Linked DNA regions of Mus musculus: region 1 is linked to region 2. The links are chromatin loops, found by intact Hi-C in ENCODE. Cell type or tissue: heart. All regions are shown on one strand.

The links. Peaks named below come from ENCODE experiments on the same cell type or tissue, not always from the same donor. Only the 100,000 strongest peaks of a DNase experiment are listed, where the experiment ranks them.
Region 1: it touches region 2 in a loop (2.1-fold over the local background); 9 of 42 quality-filtered maps call a loop at or near these places.

Annotation. Positions count from the first base shown.
Region 1 is chr9:62,775,177-62,780,176 of GRCm38, forward strand. Itga11 (integrin alpha 11) reads left to right here. Exons shown (of 30, transcript NM_176922.5): 27 at 1,437-1,547; 28 at 1,678-1,773. Among named protein-coding and RNA genes, the nearest start is that of Fem1b, 34 kb to the right of the region's middle. In heart, a CTCF peak has its summit at 2,501 (motif pointing left); a DNase peak (open chromatin) is centred at 2,535; H3K27ac peaks cover 268 bases.
Region 2 is chr9:62,468,683-62,473,682 of GRCm38, forward strand. All of the region lies in intron 2 of Coro2b (coronin, actin binding protein, 2B), which reads right to left. Among named protein-coding and RNA genes, the nearest start is that of Gm40523, 56 kb to the left of the region's middle. In heart, a CTCF peak has its summit at 1,913 (motif pointing right); DNase peaks (open chromatin) are centred at 1,909 and 3,259; H3K27ac peaks cover 518 bases.

The DNA.
Region 1 (5,000 bases), 310 kb after region 2:
CAGGAGAGGGTAATGAATATGACCCAAATATAATATACACATGCATGTACAGGTCACAATGAGACCCAATGTAATGTATAGATAATATATGCTTAGTGAAAAACATTTTTTGAGACAGGGTCTCACTGGATAGCTCAAGCTGTCCTGGAACTCACTCTATAGACCAGGCTGGCCTCGAACTCACAGAGATCTGCCTGCCTCTGCCTTCAGAGTGCTGGTATTAAAAAGTGTGCACCACCACTGCCCAGTATAAAAAAAAACACTTAAAAAATAATTTATTAAGCGAAATGTGATACATGGAGTCCTGGGTCCGATCCCTAACACCACATAAACAGTATGTACTGGGTAGGCTCAGCCAGGAGGATCAGCTGGACAAAACAGGCATAGCCTGTGCATGGGGGAGGGGGAGGGAGAGAAAAAGAAACGTTTTGAATTCCTACGTGTGCCCAGCAGCTTTGTTCAGTGAGTCAGCTCTCATTTCTCCAAACAAACATGAAGCACTTAAAATTTTTTCACATGCATTCTTGTGTGTGTGTGTGTGTGTGTGTGTGTGTGTGTGTGTGCAGGTGCTATGGCAGCCATGTGGAGGTCAGAGGTCAACTTGCAGGAGTTACTTCTTCCATCATCTGAGTTCTCAGGGTTCAAACTCAGGTCATCAGACTTGGTGGCATCCGGGTTACAAGTACCTTTGCCCACTGAGCAATCCTGGCAGCCCCACACAGTATTTTGAAACCTGCTGCACTTCACCCATGATTTGGGTAGAGTTGGGAGGGCACAAGACTACCTCAAAAATAATTTTACCTTAATAAAGTTCAGATGCTCCAAGATGAAGATTTATGCACTTTTCCATCTGTCTCTGCCACTTTTTCCAAACACTCCAAAACAAGTTGTTTTTCCTGACATGTTACCCTGGCTCTGGCCACCAGGGCAGTAGAAACAGAATTGATGGCAGGTGTGTGTGTGTGTGTGAGAGAGAGAGGTTGGAATTGTCTTGATCCTGAATATGACACTTGCTCTGGGTATGTGCATGTGTGTACACATGATTGATTGATTGATTGATTGGGACACTCTCCGGAAGTTTGATTGCCTGCAATACTTTTCTCTATCTATTGTGACTTACTGCACTGTCATTTAGTTATCGTTTAGCTTGTTTATATGGTGATTTCCAAGTCCTCAGTGTTGAGTGGAGGTTCTGATCCTGGGACACTGGTCGTTATACACAACTTCAAATCTGGCCTCCTTGCTTTGTATTCTCGGTGTCCCTCGTGTCCCCACATACCTCTATCCTTGTCCCAGCCATCTGCTTCCCAGATGGTCCAGCCTCGGGTCGGCTTCCCTTTCCCAGTTGGTCCAGCCTCAGGCCTGTCTGATGGCCCAAGCTCACATTCTAGGCCACTGGCCTCCAGCCCCCGCCCATCCCGACAACTCTCTTCCAGAATCACAGCAACTCCGACGTGGTCTCCATCATCTGCAACCTGAGGCTGGCCCCCAGCCAGGAGACCAGCTTCTACCTGGTGGGAAACCTGTGGCTGACATCTCTGAAAGCAGTAAGTTAGACCCTCAGCAGGACTGGAAGGAAGGGAGGAGGTGGCTGTGGGGGGAGTCTCCAACCTGGGGCTGCCTGAGAGGGAACAGAGGCTCCCAGAGCCGGCTCTGAAGAAGGCCCTGGTCTTACAGCTCAAGTACAGGTCTCTGAAGATCACAGTCAACGCCGCCTTGCAGAGGCAGTTCCACAGCCCCTTCATCTTCCGAGAGGAAGACCCTAGCCGCCAGGTGAGCTCCAGGGAGTCCAAAACCGGGAGGGGGGGAATGGGGGGGGACGACAGGTGTAGCATTCAGGAAATGCTAGGATGTAATCCTAGCATTCAGGAAATGAAGACAAATCCTTGGTCTTTTTCACTAGCTAGCCTAGCTCCAGGTCAGTGAAAGACTATCAAAAGAAAAAAAAAAAAAGCACTCGTGCAAACACACACACATACATATACACACCACACACACACACACACACGCAGAGCAGACTGGCAAGAGACCAGACTCAAGCATTGGCGTGGTACCTCAGCGTGCTAGGCTCTGTGCTGTGGGAAAAAATAAAGAGACGCCTGTGTGTCTCACAGAGTTTCACACAGAGGATACTGAGACCACACACCCACACCCATGAACCTAAAGGGTGGCTCCCTGATTGGCTGCCCCACAGTGAAGTTGTCTTGGGCTTGCTGGTGGAGCCTGAACTTGCATCCCTCCCTTGCCTAGAGACTCAGCTCTAAAGGAGTGCAAGCAGCAATGGGTGTGGTAAGGGTGAGGGCAGGATTTAGAGGGCTCCGTGCTGGGCTCTTTTTTAACTAGACAAAACCACATAGGCCAGCATTACCTTGACTTCCAGACAGAGAAAAAGAGGTGAGGCTTTGAGAGATAGCTACTGTCCTAAACAAGTCGGGTCTTAGAGAACAATTAGGGCTTGTGTAAACGGGGCAGCTGGGAGTAGGGCTTTGCTGCCCCCTACTGTTCATATCTCAGAAGTGCTGGTTGAGCTGTAGGCTCTGGCCACTCACCTATACACCTCAGGAGATGCTGGGTTAAACAAACAGGCATAAAGGAGAAGAGGGGAAAAAGGCAGGCTTGGCAAAGGGACACCATCAGGCTGTTTCGGTAATTGCACCCTTCCAGGCATAGAACATCACGGGTCAAGGCCCAGAAGCAGTTCTCAGGGATTCTCCTAAGAACTGTGGTAACTGAGGGTTAGCCCCACATCCTGGTGGTCTGTCCCACCCTGGGGCCCCAGCCTAAGCCTTGAATCTCCTGACACCTCTGCCCCTCTGAGGGAAAGGGCACCAGCTACCTCCTTTCAACCATGTGTTTCTTCATTCTGCATGGGATGGGGGTCCATCCCTTTCCCCAGCCCCCAGCCTGGGCGGCAGATTCATAAGCAGTTGAACACAGTAGTAACCAAGCATGGGAGAAGTCAGGAAGTGCGGCCATGCTGAGGGAAGCAGATGGACAGAGTGGCCAGGGAGCCGTTTCTGGAGATGGCCCTGGGTAGTAATTCTTCAAAGATGTGTCAAGTGTCAGGAAGCCCCTCCCCCGTTAACCATCCCTCCCCCCCCCCCATGAGTATCTCTGTTTTGTTTAGTTTTCTAGTTTTTGAGACAGGGTTTCTGTATAGCCTTGGCTGTCCCAGAACTCACTCTGTAGACCAGGATGGTCTCAAACTCAGGGATCCTCCTGCCTCTGTCTCCCCAGTGCTGGGAATAAAGGCATGCGCCACCACCACCACCTGGTTATCTCTTAGGTGAACTTTCTTCCTAGCCCAAGATGCCCTCAAAAAAAAAAAAATCCTATTGTACTGAGCGTGTCACTTGTAGTAGGTTATATAGTGCCCAGCATGGCTAGGTCAGTGGGCAAGGAAGGCAGCACAAAGGCCCACCCAGCCTTTGGGGATGAAGCAGAAACCATGGAAGGGTTGAGCCCTGTGCACACGCAAGCAGACCCACCGCACACCTCGAAGGCTTAACCCCTGCCTCTGTCTCAGAGGGAAAGCTGAGACTGTGTGAGGTGAGGCCTGAGTAGTGACCTGCCCAGAGTTGCCTAGGGAGTAATGTGAATGGTCCACCACCCAGCTAGCTGCTGTGGCTGTTTCTGCCTCACTCCATGCTCTGGAGACAGAGCAGGGGGCCAAGCTGAGAAGCCCCACTCAACTCAGGCCACCCCTGGCAGTGTTCTGTTTTGTTTTCTGGCTTCTTTCCCAGAAAGAAATCCGCACTCAAGAGTGAAATTCAGATGGAGTGAACACAGTTTGCTCAGTTGAGTTCCACACAGGGAGGTTGGGGAGCACGTGTAGGTATCTGGGGGAGTCGGTCACTCAAGGGCAGAGAGAACAGCCCCGTGGTAGCACGGAAAGCGGGAGCAGAGTGAGGGGCAGCGGATGCGGTCAGCAAGGCGAGAAGGACCACTGCCCTCCAAATGCCATGAGAAGATGTGATGTTCTGAGCAGGGACCGCCGCTCTGTCATCCGAGGGAAAGTGTTCCTCATACTGCAAGCTGAGGACAGGCGGTGGGGGTGAGACTGAGGTAGGGAGGCTGATGCAGACTCCAGCAAAAGATGACAGGACCAGAGCCAGGAGGCAGGAGGGCTGGCCACGTTCTAGGGGTTTCTGGAGTAGAATGAGATGGTTTGCTGATGGGCGCCATTGGATGTAAAAGGATGGCAAGCTGGCATAAAGAGTGTCACCACGGGCTGCTAAGGAAGCCGTGGTGGAAACAGGTCTGGAGGTGAGGGGGTCACAGTCAGGTGAACAGCTGGATGATCCAGAACCTGGAGTGCAGAGGAAGACAGAAGTGAGAGCGAGGTCGAGAGCATAGTGAAGGCCACCTGGTGGGGCACGTTCACGGGGTCACGAGTGGGTCCCACAGCACCGAGGTCATCCTTCATTTGGAAAGAAAAAAGTCTGAAGAGGAACAGAAATAACCCAGGCTGAACTATGGTTTTTTGTTTGTTTGTTTGTTTTTTGTTTTTTTGTTGTTTGTTTGTTTTGTTTTGTTTTGTTGTTGTTTTTTGTTTTTTGTTTTTTTTGGTTTTTCAAGACAGGGTTTCTCTGTAGCCCTGGCTGTCCTGGACCTCACTTTGTAGACCAGGCTGGCCTCGAACTCAGAAATCTGCCTGCCTCTGCCTCTCAAGTGTTGGGATTAAAGGCGTGTGCCACCACGCCCAGCTATTTATTTTCTTTTTAAAAAACATTTATTTTATTGTTTAAAAATGTGTGTGTGTGTACACACATGTGGGAAGGTGCTTGCAGAAGTTAGAAGAGGGTATCAGATGCCCTGGAGCTGGAGATACAAGTGCCTATGACCTGCCCAAAGCGGGTCCTAGGCAGTACGCACACCATCTCTCCAGCCTCCTGTCTCCTTTTCTTTCTCTCTCTCCTCTCTCCTCACCCCTCTATCCTCTACCCTCTCCTCTTTCTCTCTCTCATCTCTCTCTCATCTCTCTCTCATCTCTCTCTCAT
Region 2 (5,000 bases):
GAGCCTTCTTTCTACCTCCCCCCCCCCTTTGCTGTTTTACACAGGACTTGCCCAAGGTCACAGGAGAGAGGCAGAGTTCAAAGTCAAGGTGCTTGGAGAACATAACTTCATTACCCCACCAGCCATCTTGCATGTAAGGTTTGCAAACAAGCTTACACACCTTATTTGGTCTAATCATCCCCTTGAGGGAGGTGTCATCTCCCTAACTTTAGGGATAGAAGAACTGAGGCTCCAAAGGGTGAGGGGATCTGCTCAAGGTCACATTGTAAGGAAATGGTGGAGCTAAGACTAGAACCTGGGACTTCACTTCCTCCAAGTCCCCAGGTCCTTCCAGATCCCTGGAAACTCTGCTCTGTCGGGAAGGAGCTCGTGGAAGTGATGGAGGTCTAGTGGCCTCCCCATGGAAGGGTGAAGGGCACAGAGGTCCAAGACTGGCTGATAGAATCTAGAAACAGTGACAGAAGAAGGATTCGGAAGATGCTGCAGGGGGGGAGGGATACACATTCCCCAGGCCCTGCTAGACCAGCAGCGTCCTGCCAGGATGCCTGCCTTCTCCACATTATCTTCTGCTCTATTTCCCAATTACAGCACGGCTCAGAGAACTAAGAGCAATACAGCATTTCAGCCTGGGGCAGACTAGATCGAATGGGAGGGGCAGGTTCGCCTCCACGCCTAACCTTGTAAAAAGGACTCTAGTCAGCTGATGCCAGAAACCCGAGCACCGGGACCTATTCTTTAAGCTCTCTGCCCTGCTGCTAAGGCAGGCACAATGGGAGGCGCGAGCTTGAGAGGCGGTGTATGCGTGCCACAGTGCGTGTGTGGAGGTTGGAGGTCTCCACCTTCCATGTTGTTTGAGGCAGGGACTCCCCTTTTGTTTGTTGTTTTAGACAAGGTCTTGCTATGTATATTGGTTTCTATTGCTGTGGGAAAACCACTATGACCAAGGCAACTTATAAAAGAGAGCAACTTAAATGGGCTTTCAGCTTTAGAAGGTTAGCATTCATGATGGTGGAGCCAAGGCATGGCACCAGGGACAGCTGAGAGCTCACTGTCTCCTCAAAGCAGGAGGCAGAGAGAACTGGAAGTGGCAAAAGCCGAGAGTCTTTTAAAGCCTCAAAGCCTGTCCTCAGCGGCATACTTCCTCTAGCAAGCCCATGTCTCCTAAGCCTCCCCAGACAGCCACCAACTGGAGATCAAATAATTTAAATGCTCAAGACTTGCTCTGGCTATCTCATTCAAACCACCACAGGACGTCTTGGCGCTCGTCTCGGCGCTCGCAGAGACGCACTTGCTTGGAGAGCATGTGCCACAACACCCAGTGCCTTTTTGTTTGCTATAAGATTTATTTTTTACTCGGGTGCCTGTGGAGGCCAGAAAAGTGTGTCAGATGCCCTGAAGTTGGAGACATAGTGGTTGCAAGTGTTGGGAACCAAACGCAGTTGCTTTGCAAAAGCAGCACATATTCTTAACCGCTGGGCTATCTCTCCATTTTAACCACCAAGGCATCTCTCCAGCCCCTTCTTGTTCTTCAGTGTGAAATCGAGGCTAGCCCACCTGCAGGCTTCCAGGGATTCTCCTGCCTGCTGTAGGGGTACTAGCATTACAGACCACGCTTTCACCTCTAGTCTTACACAGATGCCGAGGTAGCAAACTCGGGTCCTCATAGTAGTACAGCAAGCTCTTTACCTCCCACGCTATCTTCCTAGCCCCTCTCTCCCAGGCTGGCCTTGAACATGAGATCCTCCTGCCTCTGCCTCTTAAGTGCTCTTATTACTTCCCAGGTGGGTGCTAGCAGAACTGACAGTCTGTAGCACCTGGTCACAGGAGGGGCAGGGCAGTCCCCTGATTGACAGAGGGCACACACTCAGGGGAGGTCACCATTGCAACAAGGAGCCTGTGCTACCCCAATTTCACCAGCAGAGGGGGATGGCTGCACTGCTCTAAGTTGCAGACAGGCTGCAGCCCAGCCCTTTCCAAGACAGGTGCTCAAAAGACAACTTTCAGGAGTAGGTTTTTCCTTCTACCGTGTGAGTCTCACTAATTGAATGCAGGTTGTCAGGCTTGGTGCAGGCTTCTTTCCCTGCTGAGCCATCTTGGTGGCTCTTAAAAAAAAAAAAAAAAGAATCGTCATTACCTGGAAACTGTCAGGGGGTTCTCTGTTAAGCCCAAACCTGCTCTTGGAGTGATCTCTCTCCAGTAAATTCAAATTTCTTTCTTTTTCAAGCCCAGAGGCACACGTCACAGCTCACGCAGAGGCAGCCCTCACAGACTGCTCTTCAGGAAACTGGGGTCCAGGGTCAGGACAGTCACAGGAATGGATTCACCTTGATGGTTCCCTGGTGTGGCCCCGTCTGAGTTTACGTAAAGTACGCATTTCTCTCAGAGAGAAGAGTGGCTCGACACCTCTCCTTCTCAGGCTATCTACCACACTCCTGCCCGATACCTATTTTCTGATCTGCCCGGGCCAGAGTGGGCACAGGTGCCTCCCACTAGGAAGCCTGCATCTGCAGGGAAGCAAAGAGGCCCCCGTAAGTTTAAAGGTTAAGGTTCGTGCGGTGTAGCTTAGTTGGCAAGCGTACAGGCCTAGCATTCACGAAGCCCTGGGCTTAACTCCGAGATCCAAGTAGAATGGATGTGGTGGTGTAGTGTATGCCCATTCCCACTCTACGGAGGTAGAGGCGAGAGGATCAGAAGTTCCAGGTAATCCTTGGCTGTATAGGGATTCAAAGCCAGCATGGACTACCGGAGACCCAGTCACAGCAACAGCAAAACCCCATGCAGCTATGACCCGAGAGACAAAGGCCTTGAGCTACTTCGCCTCAGTTGAGGGTCCACGGAGGAACTAACTGTCCTACTCAAAATCCGAGAGTCGGATTATCATATTGTTTTCCCCGCTTAGCTCAAGTAAGATGCCAACTTGAACTTGAAAGTCTCGAGTGGCTTCTTATGGCTCACAGAAGAAAATTCAAAGGCTTAGCGGATCTCTTAGCCGCTGCCTGCCTTACGTACGTACTGCGCATGCTCCCCCTTTGGGGCTCCGCCTCTATGGGCCTGTCTCTCTTGCCAAGACATTCTCATACTGCTGCAAGACTGGCACCTTTGTGTGGCAAGCTTCTGGAAGCCTCCCTGACCCACTCACCTCATAACCCTTCCCCTCTTCCCGCAGTGGCTACGGTTGGAAATAGTCATAGCAGATGTTTTCATTCTTGTTTGTCTCTTGCCTGGCTTGCCAAGGTCCAGAAGGTTCTCTGCTCTCTTGGACTTCCCTGGCCTCTCCCCACTGGCAGGCCTGTGTCTGCAGATGGACGTTTGGAGTGACAGATGGTGCAGGCCAGCTCTCAGATGGGGGCTCACTGAGTGTCAGGTACTATGCTAGCTAGCTGGCTCAAATCACCTGCTCTATTCTGGCCTTCTCACTTTCTGAGTGGGTGACTTAGGGTCAGCGGTCCAAGCAAGTTCTCTGTGCCTCAGTTTTCTCACCTGTAAAATAGGGTTGTGGTGACTATCTGGTGAGAACTAACCAGATTCCAACAGCCCCTGGACCCATGAGAATCCTCAACGGGTGCATGGTGATCACCCCCAAACCCCTGGGAGGTAGGATTTATTGGCTTCTGGTTTGTAAATAAGAAGACAAACTAGCCACACATGGTGGCTCATGTCTGTAATCCTGGCATTCTGGAGGCAGAGGCAGAGTCTGAGCAAGCTTGAGGTCAGGCAGGGCTACATAGTAAGCCCCAGTTTCAAACAGGCAGAAGAGAGACAGGATTAGAGAGAAGGCTCAGTCAGTAAAGTGCTTGCTTCCCAAGCATAGTGACCCAAGTTCGATCCCCGTAGAAGGCACATGGCAAGCCAAGCAGTGCCTATCTGTAATTCCAGCTCTGGGGAGGTGCAGACAGGTGGATCCCTGGAATCTAATGGCCAGCCAGCCTGCCTGAACGCACACGGAAAGCTAAGATTTTATGTTCTAACTGGCTAGGAAATGACTAGACTAAGACTCACCACCAATGTCCTTTATGGCCACACAAGCTATTTACTGCTCTGTCACCCTGGGTTCTTGCAGCTTATTTTGCGCAGCCCAGAACTAGCTCCTACACCATTTTACCAGCTGTCTTCTGTACACATGCCACAGACAAGGCACAATAAGGCTGAGAGGGAGCAGAGAGGCAATCGCAGTACAAACCTGGCTTCTAGATTCCAAGTGCTGCCCTCCAAAGAGGCTGTTGGCCCAGAGGGAGTGGCTGTGGGTGGGTGGGGTCTGCAAGAAACCCGGCCCTGTTCACAAAGCTTGCTGATCTCACTGATCCAGGATCTGAAGTCTAAAGCCCTGTCACAGACTCACAGACTCACAGACACGCAGACTCAGATGCAGATGAGGTCAATAGTCCTTAGCACCCTCAGCCACTAAAGGTCTCCTTTCAATAACCCTGCCTGGGATCCCAGCCCATCCTGGCCATTGGAGGTGGAAGGATGGATGGCCTGGTGTAGCAGCAGCCTCAAAGAACTAGCATCATTGGCTCAGTGGAGTTGATCATAGCAGGACCAGGGTGGAGGTAGGCTGAGCTCTAACATGGAGGGGACATAGTGGGAAGCAGCAAGCTGACCCAGAATGGGCAAGGAAGGACGTAGAAATGGGGAAGCCCAGGAGAGCTCAGCCTCTGACCTGAAGCCAAGAGCAGGAGAGGCAAGAGGTGGAGCCACGAGGGGCTTGAACTAGAAGACTTAGGAACTTCAAAGTAATGGGTGGCCCTGGACCACTGCATACACTACTGCAATTACCCTGAGTAAAATTACTCAGAAAAGTTATTAAAGTACAGTGCTGGGGGAGGTGACTGTGGATAAAATGTTTATTGTGCAAGCACTGGGGACTGAGTTCAAATCCCCCCGCAACAACATAAAAATACCAAATGTGGTGGGTGGAAATAGCCACACAAGTGTTTAGGTGGGCTAGGTTGAGGACAGGGAGCCAAGACTCATCCAACAAGGGCAGTGTTCTTCTCAGC